Regions from separate parts of the Mus musculus genome. Here region 2 is linked to region 1. The links are chromatin loops, found by intact Hi-C in ENCODE. Cell type or tissue: left cerebral cortex. All regions are shown on one strand.

Region 1 (8,000 bases):
AACTTTCCTCCAAATGGATTTATAACTTTTATAAGTTTAAAAAAAAAAAAAAAAAGGTCTCCCATGAAAACAGGTGCCTCTCCAGAATCAGCCTGCAGACCGCTCACCCATTTGTTCTGTGGCTCTTGTGTTTGCCTTCTTTTGCCATTAGCCTTTAAGTCATCACCACTCATTCAGTGCTTTCTAGAGGCAGAGTATTGGGCTCAACACTCACGTTCCTCTCCTGGACATGTATGTCATGTTTAGCATGTATCTAGGGTTACCCATGCATATTCACCCATGGTCACTGTAAGCATGGGATGCAAGGTTTTCAAACTCCATGCTTTTGAAGTACAGGGATGTGGTGTTGTGTATGTTGCCTGGGTTTCATCCTCAACCCTGCACAGAATGGGCTGTGGTGGCCCACACTCGTAGTTCCAGCACTTCGGAGCTGAAGGCAGCTGGAACAGAGGTTCGAGGTTATCCATAACTATATGCTGAGTTTGAGACCAGGACTCTGCCTAAATAACTGCACACCTTTTAATTTATTTTATGCCCTTTTGGTTAGTTAATGATAATAATAACATGCACGCACACACACACACATATGAATTCAGCACAAATTCTGGCCACAACCATCCCTTCCCAGCCTCTAGACGTCAAACCCTGGATTCCTACTCCCCACCCCCACGCCCTCCTCATAATTCTTGTCTCCTAAAACTCTAACAGGTGGCCGCAGAAGTAAGGACCAATCAGAGAAAGCCGAGTTTCCTACCGACTGCCAAGTCAAGGGTGCCTACAAGGGTCTGCCAGCCTGCAGTGTTCTCCTGAACACTATGGCAAGAGGTCATTTTTATCAGCATGCTGGTCTACTTCCCCACTGAAAGGCTCCTCCACCTAAAAAATTTAACGCCCAAGCGAAACAGCGCTGCTCTTTGGGCACCACCGTGGCTGCATTCTTTCAGCAGAGTCGGTGTGGAGCAGAAAGGGCACCCTTTCCTTACAGGAAGCGTCCACGCGCTCCTGCACTTTTCCTGTTGCCCTGCACAGGCTTCCAGAATGTGCTGTGGCGTTTTTGTTTTGTTTTTTTTTTTTTTTAAGTGGCATTCAACCGGCAAACCAGCCTCCCTAAGCGTTGCTGGTAAATCAGCCCAATGGCCTTCTTAGAAAAACAGCACCCCACCCCGCCCTTCCCCGAAGGCTCCAGCTCTGCCCGGCAGCAGAGCTGACAGCAAGAAAGCCCCACGTGGGCTTCCCCCCCCCCCCCCCCCCATCCGTCAGCACGGCCTGGAATGCGCAGTGAAAGCCAGAAGCACTAAGCTACAGAAAAAGTCCTCTCACTGGGACGTTTCCCCCACCCCCCAGATCCTTCTCAAAAGATAATCTTGGCTCTGGTGAGTTTGTCCTCCGACTTTAAAAGGAATTGTGGAGAGCAGCAGCCCTCACTGATGTGGTGGGCAGAAGCCCTGAGAATAGGAACTAGCAGATGCCCACCCCACTCAGACTGGCTCACTCCTATTTATAATAGACGGTGCCTTCCAACTTCTGCTAAGATACTGTAACTTCCATCACGGCTGTGACAAAATGATGATTCATACTGAGAACGCAACTCGCTGGTGTCATATTTGATATTAATACTTTAGTAGCGTAGCTTTGTCAGAGCAATTAAAAGGAGAAAGTTCCTGAAAGCTAGAGCAACCCGCCCCCATCCCCAGCCACCGCACCAAGGGCAGAGCTGCAGAGGCAAGCTCATTGTATTGGAAGGCACAGGGCCTCCCGCAAGCTGTTCAGATAAGCAGCTGTCGAGGCAAAGGTGGGGGGAGGGGGCGGAGCGGGGGAGGGGAGGTACTGGAGGCAGAAGTCACTGTTATCGAATTGGATTGCAAGCCTGGAGCTCCTGCACCCGGATGCCTTATCAAGTATGCTCCTGTCTTGCAAGTTTGAAATCTTCCTGAAAGGCTCAAACAGTACTCTGGCCCAAGTTCTCCCGTTTACTACTCGCCTGCACCCCCTCCCCCACCGCCAGCCCCAGGAGGCTGCAGTTTCTTGCCCCAACAGAAAGGTGGTCCCAGGTGCCGTGAAACATCCTTTACCGCCGCCCCCTCCCCATTAGAATCCCCTACCCTCAATAAAAAGGCATTAAGTTTGTTTCAATAAGTTTATTGTGATATTCAAAGCTTCCACGATAGCGTCCTTTAGAAAATGAAAGCATTGCCCGGGATCCGTTTTTTGAAAGAGCAGTGCAGTCGGCTAAGTCCAGCTCGCTCCTGCAGTGGCCGCTCCTGCCGCTGTACCAAGTCCAGGCGGTCGCCTGCCTTTCTTTCCCCTCCTTTCACTGGAAGGCTGCTTGCTGAGTCACACCTGCCTCGCTGGTCGGTTCTTCCCGGCCCTGGGGCCAACGTCCTCGCCTAGGCCTTCCTGTGCTAGCAGCCTCTCCGGACACTGGCAGAGTCCTGGGCTCGGAACAAGGTGTCCCCGCTGCCGCCAGACCCCCTTCTTGGGAGGCCGCGCTCCTCGCTCTCCAGGCAACATCGCCTGCCAGTCTCCACGCGCACTCGAGCGCCCTCGGAGGGCCACTCCAGAGCCAGCAGCGCGCTAGAGTGTCACCAAGTCGATCAGACCAAGGTCCCTGCCAGGCTGTCACTCGGGAAGGGTGATGCTGGGCACCCAGTCGTTGAAGCTGCGGCTCTCCTCGCAGAACAAACTGAGCTTCTCCAAGGCAGGGTCCTTCCATGTGTCCTCATTAGGATTCTGAATTTAAAAAAAAAAAAAATACATGGGTCAGCCATGCTTGTCGTTGGCCAGGATGGTTTGGGGGACTGGCGTAGGGAAACAGTGGGGGACACTCACCGAAATGAGGATGCAATGCAGGTCTCCCGGCGCGCCCCCCTCTTCGTCGGCGCCCACGATCGCCGCCAGCCTCTGCACGTCTCCCACGCGCACGATATCAATGTCGTTCTCACAGCAGAACGCCTGAATCAACGTGAAATGGATCTGCAGCGCTATGTCGCCCTCATCTTCTTCATCGGCAGCCAGCACGCAAAAGGTCACATTGTCAGGGTCCCTGCAGAGCAGATGGGAAGGACAAGGTCAGAGTCGATGCCACCCCCAGGTCTCCGCGCCGCGCCAACCCCAATCCCTGCACGCGGGGCCTTTCTACACTCACACATTCAGGACTTTGGCGGACTCGTAGACGCCAGCGGTCAGACAGCCCTGGCGCTGCGCCGACAGCAGAAGTTCGTGCAGTGCTTTCCCGGCGCCCTGCATCCTGTGAAAGAACAAGCGCCGTGAGTGGGGACCAGCACGGGGACGCGACGGAGAGATCCCTGCCCTGACCTCCAAGTCCCAGCTGGCCCCTTAGCCTAGACCTGCCTGGCGCCAGCATTCCTGCCTCCCAACTCCAACCTGGCGCCCACACACCAGGATCCCCAGTCCCGACCTGGCGCCCACACACCCGGATCCCCAGTCCCGACCTGACGCCCACACCTCTGGCACCCTAGTCATGATCTGGCGCCCTCATTCCCCATCACCCAGTCTCGACCTGGCGCCTGCACTCCCAGTTCCCTACTTCTGATCTGGCGCCCGTATATCAGGCTCCCCAACTACGATCAGGTGCTGGCACCCCAAACTCTAGCTCTAGACACGAATCGAATGCAGTAATTCTGGTCCCGCGCCTCGGCACCTCACAGCCAGACAGTGCACGGCTCCCACCCTGCAAACTTCTATCCTAGAGGACCCTGTAAGACCACTACCAGACAAGGCCAACTCTCGGCACCCCAAAACCCACCTGGCTGTGCTTTCCGGAACTGTATCCTGGCCACGGACTTCTTCCAGAGTCATTGTGCGATCCACGAACAGCAAGTTATCCAAAAGAGTGCGGAGGGAACCCGAGCGCAGGTAAAGATTCCCAGAGTCCGATGCGCGCCCACCACCAGCGAGTGCGCCAGGCTGGGCCGGGAGAGCCCTTTTATAGACAGGCTCGGCGCGCCGCCGCCAGCTGGCGGGAGGCTGCACTCCCATTGGCCAGCGCCCGCTTTCTGATGCAAATGAGGCGGCAGGCCTGCGGCTCGTGCCAGAAGGCCACGTGGGGAGGGGTGCGGGGGATGACACAGCCTCAAATCTGCCGCTTTTGTCAGGGTGTTACCAGGCAGACTGGAGCCTGCAGATTTCATCTCGCCTTTCTTTTTTTGTAAGTCCTTAAAAGGAAAAAGTTTAAAAAAAAAGTACGTTGTTTGCTGATACGATACTGGAATTTGTAGAATGCACACTTGGAGAATGTAAAAGCCCCCTCTTTTTTTTTTTTTTTTTGCTCTTTTTTTTTTTTTTTTTTTTGCGACCTTTCTAATTTTTCCTCAATTTTCAGTTTGAAGTTTATAGGGTTGTTACATCGAAACCGAAACTTAAAGTCAAAGGTTTGCAACTGCAGCTGACATTAGGCCTAGGCTGCCACTAGGGACTCAGGACTCTGCGCCTTTCGGGGTCGCGGCTGCAAGGTCTAAGCCCTCCCATCCCCCACCCCTACCCCTAGCAGATCGCTGTGGGACGCGGGCAGCAGGGACCAGCAGATTGCTGCCGGCACACGCGGCTCGTTTGCATTTCTATACGGGGCACACAAAAGAGGAGGTCTGGCGTGTGGCAGTTCGCGGTGGGGACAATCGACGCTTTCTCTTTCATAGCAACACTGTCCACCTGCCGCCGGTGGGGTGGGCCGAGCCCCGTCGGGAGCCGGGGTCGCGGGGTTGCCCGGCGCGTGGGGGTCGGAGCAGCGTGCCGCTCCCCCGCCACTGGGTGCGCACCTCTTAGGCTTATTCTGACTGCTGGGATTCTGATGCACGCGTGCTAAGCTCGAGAGTGAGCTGTACACCAAGGCTACTGTGCCCCAAACCCCAGAGGTTCCGGGGTTCAGACTCCGGGAACTCGGCTGTTCCACATTGTTTTTCCCAGGGCGCCGCCTACCGGCCGACCTAGAAAAATCCAGATCCTCTCATCCACCCACCAAATATTGCCTCGCGTTGACCTCTCAGGGGGGTTTGAGCTGGGACACCCCAAGCACCGAGAACCCTGTGCTATTATGCGCATCATTTAGAATCAGGGTAACGCCTGCACCGGGCGCCCGGGCCTGGAGACCGAAAGGAGCCTGCCACCCAGGACCAAGAATCCGTTTGTCTTATGAGAATTTGAAATATTTCAACTACTTAAAAATGTTTCTTCAAGAGGTTCTTTTCTGATAACGTAATAAAATTAGAAGTGATCTTGAGAGCTTTCTGAACTTATCGTTTGTCCCGTGGGACCTGCACATCAGGCTTCCAGACTGCTCGCCCGCAGAACACGACACTGTGGGCGTCTGCGTCTCTCTGTGCTAACACAGAAAAGTGTGCTAGGGGACTTCTGGAGATTCTTGAGTGAAGCCTGGGAGACTGGATAGGGCAAAGGGCGTTCATGAAGCTTGCCAGACTGAGGCAAAACTCACACACACCCACACACCCACCCACACACACACACACACACAGACACACACACACACAGACACAGAGAGAGAGAGAGAGAGAGAGAGAGAGAGAGAGAGAAGAGAGAGAGAGAGAGAGAGAGAGAGAGAGAGAGAGAGAGAGAGTGGATTTTCTCCTTTCTACTGGAGCGTTCTCCAGGTGGGTGGTGAATATAGATCATTCAGTGTTAATTTTTGAACTCCTTAAAGGACGTTTTTGCTGCAAGGGGAAGCTGCTTGTTTGCCAACGCCAAAGGCTAGGCGAGGGGCCGGCGTTTTGCGCCTCCCAGAGGCTGCATTGAGAACTGCAGGTGTCGGCCCTGTGGTTCCTCTGCAAGGTCTCTCAGATTCTTAACACCCCTTCCTACTAAAATACGTTTTAAGTGATGGAAACAGGGTTTCTCATCCTGGCTGTCCTGGAACTCACTCTGTAGACCAGGCTGGCCTCGAACTCAAAAATTCACCTGCCTCTGCCTCTGCCTCTGCCTCTGCCTCTGCCTCTGCCTCTGCCTCTGCCTCTGCCTCTGCCTCTGCCTCTGCCTCTGCCTCTGCCTCTGCCTCTGCCTCTGCCTCTGCCTCCCAAGTGCTGGGATAAAAGTCGTGTGCCACCACTGCCCGGCCAGTTTTATTACTTCTTAATTCCCATTGGTTTCAGATCCCAAGGAAACGTCGGAAATAATAATCCATTTGATGTCTTGGCGCACACCCGCTACTTCCACTTATAGCTAGAAAAGTGCTCACTTACCAAGTTGCAGGAAATGACACCCCCCCGCGCACCCCATCCTCCGGCCTGTCCCCCACAGGAAGGTCTGTACAGGTTAGCGCAGGCTTAAGTACTAGCATTTCCAGACCTCGCCCTCAGCCAGTCTGGGTCAGAAGGGATGATTGACAGACCCCGAAGCTAGTCTACTCTGCTGGCATTTTCAAAGTATTCCATTACAGGAAACCCTCCTCTCTGCCTTAAGCTTAGGGCCTCACACAACTTTACCTAGCTAAGTCCTAGTGGTCCCAAAGTCCCCATCTCAATTAGGAAAGAAAGGTTAGGGCCGGGCCCAACGTCACAGGCAGTATTGCTAAACCCCATATTATCCGGTGGCTACACTCTTACTACATCCCTAAACCTTAATAATACAGGGGACAGTGAGTCTACTAAAGCGGAAGTTTCACATATACTTCACTTTTGAAACCCTTTAGAGGTGGGGATATAGCTCGGTAGGTAGAACGGATGCATACAGAGTGTGCATCAAGACCGGCTTTATAAACCATGCATAGTAAGTAGTGCACACTTGGAATCCAAGGATATCCTTGAACTCAACACTAGCACTAGCTGGGTATACCTTGGGCCCTACCTCAAAATCGAATTAAAAGAAATGCATAAAACCTAGAATCCCAGCTACTTGGAAGGCTGAGCAAGGAGGACTCTTATGTCTAAAGGCTAGCCTGGGCCAACCGGAGAGACAGTCCCCAATCCCAGCAAATTCTCTCGGTGAACTTCTCCATGACTTTGTCTGCTAGGAGGGGGTCCTGAGGAAAGCTTGCATCATTTGAAGGAAGATGGAGTCGGTCCCCAGGGCAATAATCTCTGTGAAGCATTCCCTCCACCCTGCATTTGGAGTGTGCACAGAGAATGATCTTAAACAGCAGGCATATGCCTCGAGCCCCCTAAGCCAGCCCCTGGGACAGCTAGACCAAGGCTGCAAGACCAAAGCAGGCTGAGGAGCCCAGCCCCATGCAGGTGGAGTTCCCTGGGCTGTCTTAGGAAAAGCCAAATTCATTGACACTTTTTCAATGAAAAAAAGGAAAATGTGGACTCTTGCCTTCTCTTGGTTAGTTAGCCTTATCAATGCTTTTCAAGACAAGGCAAGTCTTTGGATGTTTCCAGAAGAACGTCCCTTCCCCCGCCCCAGACCTGCTAATGATGGGTCTGTGGCCCATGATGACGGTGAATTTTGTTAAAGAAGAAATAAAAATCTTTATGCAAGACCTAAACCTCAGCAGAGGCAGCGTGCCGGCATTTAAAGGCTCCACCAGCCCTTTCCACCCCTGCCCTGTCCTCAGAGCCTTGCCGGGGTGAAATACTGATCTACAGGGGGGGCATTTCACTGGACAGCCGAGACAGGAAACAGGAAACAAAAAGGGAAGGCTTTTCGCAGCAAGCCGGACATCCGTGGTGAGAGCTTTCTGGAAGGCGAGATTATTCTTGGCTGTGCACTTGCAGGGCATGGGGGAGACAGAAGCGATGGCAGAGCCTTGGCTGCCCCCGGAGGGATGCAAATCATTCCTGCATTCCTACTTTCCCTTTCGACAGTAAGGAAGGATTTGGAGCAACAGTCAGCTGCAGTGCAGCCCTACACCGGAACACAAATGTGTGCACCCTAGTGGAAACACCCCCTCCCCAAGTCACAGGTGTTCCCTCTTCCTGGTCAGACCCTGTGCCAGAACCTTCTGAGCCTCAAGCTCCTCACCTAGGGACTGAACTTTGCCCTACATGCACGAACCATCTTTGTCCTTTGTTCACTCCCAAGGGAGTTTCTTC
Region 2 (8,000 bases), 310 kb before region 1:
CCATAGACTAACATAGTATTTCATCTCACTAATGCAAAAAGTCCCTAATAAACATATGTTTAATCAAAATATATGTTCAAAAGAATCCTAGTCATAGGTTTCAAATAAATCCTAGCTTCCAAATAAATAAAGTACCCACGAGTGACACAGAAATCCACACAGAGTGTTACAAAATATCTGAGCGTCCACTAACACTTGGGTGTAAGGCTCTTTGCTCTGATGATCATCTGCCCCTGTGGCACCCTTAGCTTCCTGTTCTGCTCTGTGCTGTCTGGTTCAGTGACCTGGGTTCTGGTTCATAAGAATTTTTGTGGGTTCTCCTAAAGTATTCCCAAGGTGAGAATGGGCCTGGCACAGAGGGATACCACTGCCTACAACCTACAACCTACAGCCCACTGCCCACTGCCCACTGCCCACTACCTACTACCTACAACCTACAACCTATTACCTACAGGTGCCTACAGTCCTAACTGGAGAGCAGCTCTGTCCATTTCACTAAGTCCAGGATCTAGGAGGTCAACATCCTCAAGCTATAGGAAAAGAGGTGATGCTGCAGACGAACCTCAGTCGGGTCCTCGATCTGCAGGAAAACTCAGGGTTCTGGTTACAGGCAAGCAAGGAGTTGGTGCTGATGACAAACAGACACAGACACAGAGAGAGTGCATATCTGAATGTAATTTTTCTAAGCAAGCAAAGTGTGTATGGGAGTAACTTGGCTATTGTCCTAAGTAATTACTATGTAGACTAGCCCTGAGATTTCTAGCTCTATTCAAGTAAATTGTGATGCCTGATTACTTTCACTGTCTCTACTAGAGGTAAATTTGAATGTTACTGAATAGGTAACCTTCTTACTGAATTCCAAGCTCAAGGTCAGCTCAAGGACTTCCTAGGACATTGGAACACTGGCGAAGGCTTAGCTGTATGTCAAAATCAATCCTTAAAGGCACTTATAATAAAACAATACTGAAAGAGAGCAGACAGATCCATACACCAAACTAACTCCAGGATAGGTTTGGAGCATATGTGCTATGGGAATGCCAAGGTTCCAGGAAGCTAAGTTTCCATGAAACTCTTTGCCTTGGGACTGCTTCCAGGCTTCTAGGCCTGTCACGCGAGTCACTACATGAGTGGATGTAGCAAGGTGAGGTTCTGCACAAGGTTTCATGGCCACAGACATGAGGCTGGAACAGGCATGCCTTAACTTGCTTTCTGCCTTGTGAGAGTTGTTTTGTCCAGACTGTAGGCCCATACGTAGTATATATAGGAGTACCAGCATGGGGCTGAGTTGTTCATCTGAGCTGTACACTGACTCTTGCTCCCTGTGTTTTACTCTAGGATTTTAGATGGTATCCTAGGTCATACTATGGGGTCCCCTGCCTAGCCTAGGTTTCCTGGTGCTGTTTTGAAATTAAATATTCTTTCAAAGAGAACTTGAAATCTTGTCTTTCTGTAGCAACACTTTGTGTTCCCTTCCTAAGGGGCAACCTGGGTTACAGGAAGACAGTGGAAAGTCCTAGAGGCTTCTGGAATATTCTGGAATACATCAAAAAATCTAGAGGGAGAAATGCCGTGAGCTGCTGGGGAAAAGGGTTCTTCCGAAACACTTCCTCCCACTGTATGATGGACATTCTTCATTGTCAGTTTGACTACATCTTCCTCCCACTGTATGATGGACATTCTTCATTGTCAGTTTGACTACATCTGGAAAAAACTACAATCCAGAAATGAAGGGAACACCTGGGAGGTGAATCTATATCTAGTCTAGACCTTTGAAGTAGAGAGATACTCACCTTTGATCTGGACCTTGAGGCAGGAAGACACACCTATAATCCATGCCACACCTGCTGGAAGCCTATATAAATTCATGGAAGAAGAAAGCTTTTGCTCTTTGCCTGCTTGCTCTTGTCTTGGTAGCAAGTCCATTCCTTCATTGGCATTAGAGCCTATTTCTCTGGAACTCTAGCATCTACTGAAGACCAACTGAGACATCCAGCCTTGGGAACGGATTAACTATTGGATTCTTGGGGTTCCCATTCATAGTCTGACATTGTTGGATTAGTTGGATCATAGTCTGTAAGTGATTCCAATAAATCACACACACACACACACACACACACACACACACACACACACACATACACATGTATACACATACATACACATGTGTGCATATGTGTGTCCCATATATAAATTCTGCTATTCTGGAAAACCCTAACTAATACATATAGTGGGTGGTACATGCTTTTAATCCAAGCACTCAGGAGGCAGAGGCAGATTGAGCTCTATAAGTTTGTGGCCCATCTGGTCCACAGTGAGTTCTAAATCATCTAAGGCTACATAGCAAGACTTTAAATAAATAAAAAAGATGAACAAACAGAACAACAATAAAATAAATCCTTCCAAGAACACAAGTCCTGTCTATATTTATTCAGTGCTGTATCTCCCATGCCTGGAGGAAAGAGCCCGGACCCCAAATTCCATCCAGGCGTCTTTCCCGAGACCAAATACTACCTTTGCTTTAGGGGTTGAAGCTTCCCGCAAAGATAGAGTCCAGGCTTCTCAGGATCCCCACTGTGGACCCATAACTAGTGCCCCAGAGGCTGCGCCCCAACCCCACCCTAGCAGACATGTGCAGAGATGGACACTCCTATTCATCTGAGGCTTAGTCTAGATCTGTAATTTCAATTTCCTAAAGAAGGAAAGAGGCCACGAGACCCTTAGCCTATCCTCTTGTGATAGCTAAGGTCTACACCCATCCAATTAGCAGCCCAGGCGTGAACTCTTCTGTGTGAGAGAGCCCTGTCAGCCAAGGGAGCTGGAGCCCAAGAGGCTCTTTCTCCCTACCTGTTGAACTCTGAGACCCCTGCAGCTGCAGGTTCTGAGACATAAGACTCTCTAGCTCCACACCACAAACCTAGGGATTGGGGCTCCCCACTGGATGGAGACCCATCTCCCAAGCCCCCTGCATTCTTGTATACATCTCTGCAAGTGTGTGCCTGACACTGAAGGAGGCTGAGTAGTTCTGGCTGGACCTTGTAAGTTGTTTTACTTCCAGTGCCGGGGATTGAACTCAGGACCTCACGCATGCTAGGCAGGTTCTCTAAGGTCATCCTCAGCCCCCAAGAGCCACCGATGTAAAGGACAGAGGGATCCTAGGTAGAGCACACCTTCCCAGGTCGTCACTTCCCTCTGGCCTCTCCAGGCTTCTTAGAGAAAGACAATATAGCTGGATGTTACCTAACCCTAATTCTGTTGCTATGACATCTGGACTTCCAGACCTGACTCTAATCCTCATTAATTGGATCCCCAGCTTCCAAATGTTTCCTCTTGTTTCTCTAAGTCTCTCTGCAAGAGGAACGAACACCGCAAGTCAGTAGGCCTTCAGTTATATATAGGTCAGGAGGTTGTGGGTCAGTTCTGCAAACCGTTTATTGATTTACATTCTTACGTCTTCCTGGTCTCCTCTGAACACGTGTCACTTTCACTTTGAGAAAGAAAACTGTACATGCCTGCGCCACTCAAGTTAAACTTTGTCAGGAAGCTCCAAGAGCACTCTGTGAGTGTGGGTCTCAAAGTACCCAAGCTGGTAGAAGAACTCGGGCTTTGAGCCAACCAAAATCGTCCACTTGGCTATTTCAAGTCTTTTCCCCTTCTTCAGTACAGTGATGAGTGGCACCCGGATAAAGTTTTTGTTTACCAAAAGTTCCTCCCAGAATAGAAACTGCCCACAATATTTTTCTTGTGGAGGACATTTAGCGGGCCATGGTGTTCAGAGCTGATGCTTTCTGCTGTACAAAGCAGAGCTGGGTGTCACCTCTGGACTCTGCCAGAGGAGGCAAGGACCTTGTTCCTAACCAACCTTGGGACTCTCAGATCTCTGGAATGTTTCAGTACTGCCTGGTCTAAGTGAGTGTTTTGTTTGGTTGATTTTGTAACTTAAAGCTTGGGCAAGCTGTTCAGCTTCTTTTCTCCCTGCTAGCAGAAGCCAGCAAAAAGAAAATTATGACAGGGTCCCATGGGTGAGGATAGAATTTCCAACAAGCTAGTCTTTTAGGAGGGTGACCCATCTAGAGATGACAAATGGTCAGTCCCAAAGGCAGCAGCTGGCCTCACTGTAAATCCAGGTTCAGGGTCCTTTAAAGCATACACCTGTTGCAAGGGAGTCCCTGTCACAAGCCTGCAGCTGTGGGTGCCGTTTGCAGCCCGCTTATGTCAACACGCACCATGGGGCTGGTCAACGGGTGGCGTGAGGATCTGATGATGGATGCATTTTATGACAGCGCCTGTTGCCCGGCAGAAAAACACCCCGTATGATTTAATAGGACCACAGCAAATCCTAACAGCAAAACATTCATCTGGCGAAGGCTGCAGACTCTTACACAGCTCTTGCCAGGTTTCTATGGTGATGATGTTCATTGTAAGCACAGAACAAGCACCGATTCACAGTGTCCAGCAGAGGCTACAGTCTCCTCCACCCTCCTGCTTGCTTGCTGCAGGCAGCCGTGGCTTCCATGCTAAACGTGCACCCTGGAGTAAAATCAAGTCCCCTTGCACTCTCCGTCCCCCCAGAGAGGAGTGGAGCGTGCAGACACAAAGCAAACAGAGATGCTAGCAGGGTGTTGGGATGCACCAAATAAATGGTAACACCAATCTGTTCAGCTGATCACTGTTTTTATTCTTGCCCTCTTTATTAACATGGCTGAGGAAGCATACCACAGCTCATGGGTGGAGATCACAGGACAACCTCTGCTGGTCCTATTAAACCATACAGGGACTTTTTGCCTGAGACACTCTTACTGTCCCCTACTGCACACTCCAAGGCTAGCTGACCCTCACGCTTCTGTGGCTCCTTGTCTTAGCCTCCCATCTCACTGTAAGAATGCTGGGCTTACAGATGTGTCTGCTACTGCATCTGGCCCCTCTGATGCACCTTCAAGTTTAAAAACGTTAGCATTTTTGTGGACGGGGGTGGGGGTGGCTAGGTAAATTTCCAGATGAAGAGTTGTATTGAGGAATTTGTTCTCTGAGGGAATTTCAGAGCCATCTCTATGTACATTGTGATCCAATCTGGGACAATCTTGCAAACAGGGACAGCAAATCCCTGCCAAGATCTGGTGTGTGATCATTCAGGTCTCATCTGCTGCTTGCAAAATCCTGGGAAACTGGCCTGTTTGTCTGGAAGAACCAAGTGCTGTGCCAGCAGCAGACCCTGGCTCACAGCTCTGTTCAATACTGTTTGACATCCCTGCAACGTGATGGGTTCTCAGCTCTGCCACCAGGACTTCCAGTATGCGAGAGCCACTATGGATTCTTCTCTGTCACAGATGTGTCTTGTATAGCTGACAGGTCATCCCCAGCCTCTGAAACATCCCTGTTCTCATCACCATCATGATCTTATTAATAATAATACTAAAAGACCCTCCCCCACATACACACTTTTAAAAAAATGAAGTTCCTCTCTCTCCCTTATGCATCTTTAGCTCATCTAGGAAAAATGAATTTTAAACTGTTTGTAAGTCTATGTGGTTTACTTTGGCAGAGCTGTGGCTCAGAGCAGAACTGGGCAAGTCCCCCTGGGAAGACAATCAGCCAGGCTGCTGAGGGAAACAGGGATCTGCACCAGGCAGGAACATTTCTAGGCAAAGGGACTCTTGGACAGGACAATGTTTGATCTCAGAAGGTCAGCCCTCATACGCACAGGCAGAGGGCAGGCTGACGTCGCTCCCAGGTTTGAGCAAGGCCCTTCCAGGAAGCTGATTTGTTATTTTGGGCAGGGACAACGGAGGTTGATGTGTGTTGGGGGTAAGGTTTCCTACTGTGGGGTTCTGACAGTTCCTGATATTTTCATAAACAAGTCTTCAAATGTTGACCAACAGCAGCATGAAGAGTGGATTTCAACGCCATCGTGTCTGGAGGGATACGGAGTTGGGCAGAAGGCCGTCGCCACGCTGTGGCAATCTCTGCCCTTCTCTTGCATGTAGAATAAAGTGGAAAGACGGAGGGCAGGTCCTGGCTAACGTGTCCCTCCTCAGCTGCTCTCATGTGGCCCACAACCACAAACCAAGGAAGAAATCGCTTGTCAGTGTAAAAAAGAAACTTAAGAGTCATCCTTCATCCCTCGTTCCTTTTACAAAACTCTTTATGTAAAGTGACCAGAGACAATAAATAGGTACAATTCCCAGAACAAGAGAGCCAGGGGACCAGGCAGGGAGGGGACGGTCCACAGTCTCCAAAAGCCAGTTACGTCCTCTTACTTTCCAAAAGCCAAACCAGGCAGAACAAATATCAACTGAAATTGTGAAATAGGAGGAACATAATCACCCCCAGATCTGTAGACACAGTAAACCAGGCTCCCACCAAAGAATGTTTTAAAAACAAGCTTGGAAGGACTGGGACTTACTAAAACAGCTAGGAGATAGTTTGCTTCATCCCTCAAAACAAAACAAAATACCAACAATCACAACAACAACAACAACAACAACAACAATGACAACAACATAACCCTGCAAACCTCAGAAGAGCCCCCAAGATGTTGGCAGTGCAAACATGGCTCCTTATAATGGAGCCAGCAGGGTGAGGGAGTGTTTTCCTTCTCAAAGATTACACAGGAATTAAAGAGTTCCACTTTTGTGTTCTGGGCTTAGGGGCTGGAATTCTGTCACTGTCCTCTGACCCCAATGTGCCAGCCAAAGTTCCTCCCGTGGAGACTTGACACCAGGCTATGACCTTTCTGTGACTGCCCACGGTGACACCTAGATCCTTCTCCATCATCCTTGCTGTCCAGTCAGAAAGACAAGTGGGAGGTCCCCTCAGTCCCCAAATACAGCTGCCCCCAGCCAGGCCAAAGCAAAAGCTTGCCTCTGGGAACTACTCTCACCTACAGGAAGGAAGATGTGGTCTGCTTGACCTCAGGCCCCCAAGTTTGCTGCATAACTGAGTATTGAGTGCATGTGTGAGTGTGTGTGTGTGTGTGTGTGTGTGTGTGTGTGTGTGTGTTTCTGCATCCTGGCTGACCCTGTCCATTTTCTCAAAGATAACAGTGCTGACTCGGCACTATCATTATTGGAAGGGCAAGGAATCCATACAGCCTGTGAAGCACAGGGGAACACCGCCAGTGCTTTCTGTCTGGGTGCCTCTCTCTGGAAATCGCCAAGCTTGCAGGGGCTGCTCCTGCATACCTCCCAAGAAGTCAGACCACTTGCACGAAAGGCAGCCTCAAACACTCCATCAGATTTTATAACCCAGACCCTTCAGAACCCCGCCTGCTGAGTCCAGTGTGGTGACTAAGATCACCCTCCCAAGGGGCAGGACTCTGCTGATCCTGGGCTAGCTTGGCCTCACTTTTCTTTGAGACTTGGAGCTCTGGGATCAGTCTTAGCACCCGTCCCACATCCAAGGGCACAGCTCAGCACAGTCTGTTGAGGCGGAGGAGCTTCTGGACAAACCGGTTTTCTCTGCAGCAAAAACTTCAGCCAAGCAGATCAAAGAGAGATAACACGTGTTTATGCTGCCTGTGTGCACACACTATACGTGCGCACATGTACACGCAGATGGACGGATGGATGAGTGCCTGCTACAGTTTTACTGTTAAAGATGTTTCCGGTACAGGAAGCTCCAGAGCAATTAGGCAAGCACATTCGTTACCGAGGCACCCAGGACAAAACCTTCCCACATAAGCCCTTTTCTGAGACCAAGCCTCCCTTCGCAGGGAATCATGGAACTAGGTTTACTAGTGATCTACTTTGCTCTGATCTGTACTTCCCACGTGTGCATTCCTACCCAGTAGCTGTGGTTATGTGTACTTCTCATTTGCCTATGATGGTTTCTAAACCACCACGATCCCACGACAAGTGCATAGATAGGTGTATACTGACAGATATATGTATGTATGCACCCCTGTCATGACATATGTTGACCAACAACAACAATCCCTCTCGATCACACCTGCACATCCACACACATGAAGTCATATACCTGCACAGCCCAGACACACTAACAGC

Evidence for each region. Peaks named below come from ENCODE experiments on the same cell type or tissue, not always from the same donor. Only the 100,000 strongest peaks of a DNase experiment are listed, where the experiment ranks them.
Region 2: a loop joins it to region 1, with 8 times the contacts of the local background. A loop is called at or near these places in 5 of 42 quality-filtered maps.

Annotation. Positions count from the first base shown.
Region 1 is chr13:51,842,599-51,850,598 of GRCm38, reverse strand. Gadd45g (growth arrest and DNA-damage-inducible 45 gamma) reads right to left here and starts at 3,924. Exons shown (of 4, transcript NM_011817.2): 1 at 3,767-3,924; 2 at 3,146-3,247; 3 at 2,830-3,043; 4 at 2,124-2,730. The coding sequence starts at 3,819. The coding sequence ends at 2,620. In left cerebral cortex, CTCF peaks have their summits at 2,545, 3,938, 4,941 (motif pointing left), 5,747 and 1 weaker place; DNase peaks (open chromatin) are centred at 4,892, 5,290, 5,748, 7,633 and 8 more places; H3K4me3 peaks cover 4,479 bases; H3K27ac peaks cover 3,233 bases.
Region 2 is chr13:52,151,461-52,159,460 of GRCm38, reverse strand. No RefSeq gene overlaps it. Among named protein-coding and RNA genes, the nearest start is that of 4921525O09Rik, 59 kb to the right of the region's middle. In left cerebral cortex, a CTCF peak has its summit at 4,477; DNase peaks (open chromatin) are centred at 3,675, 3,977, 4,431, 5,140 and 1 more place; H3K27ac peaks cover 476 bases.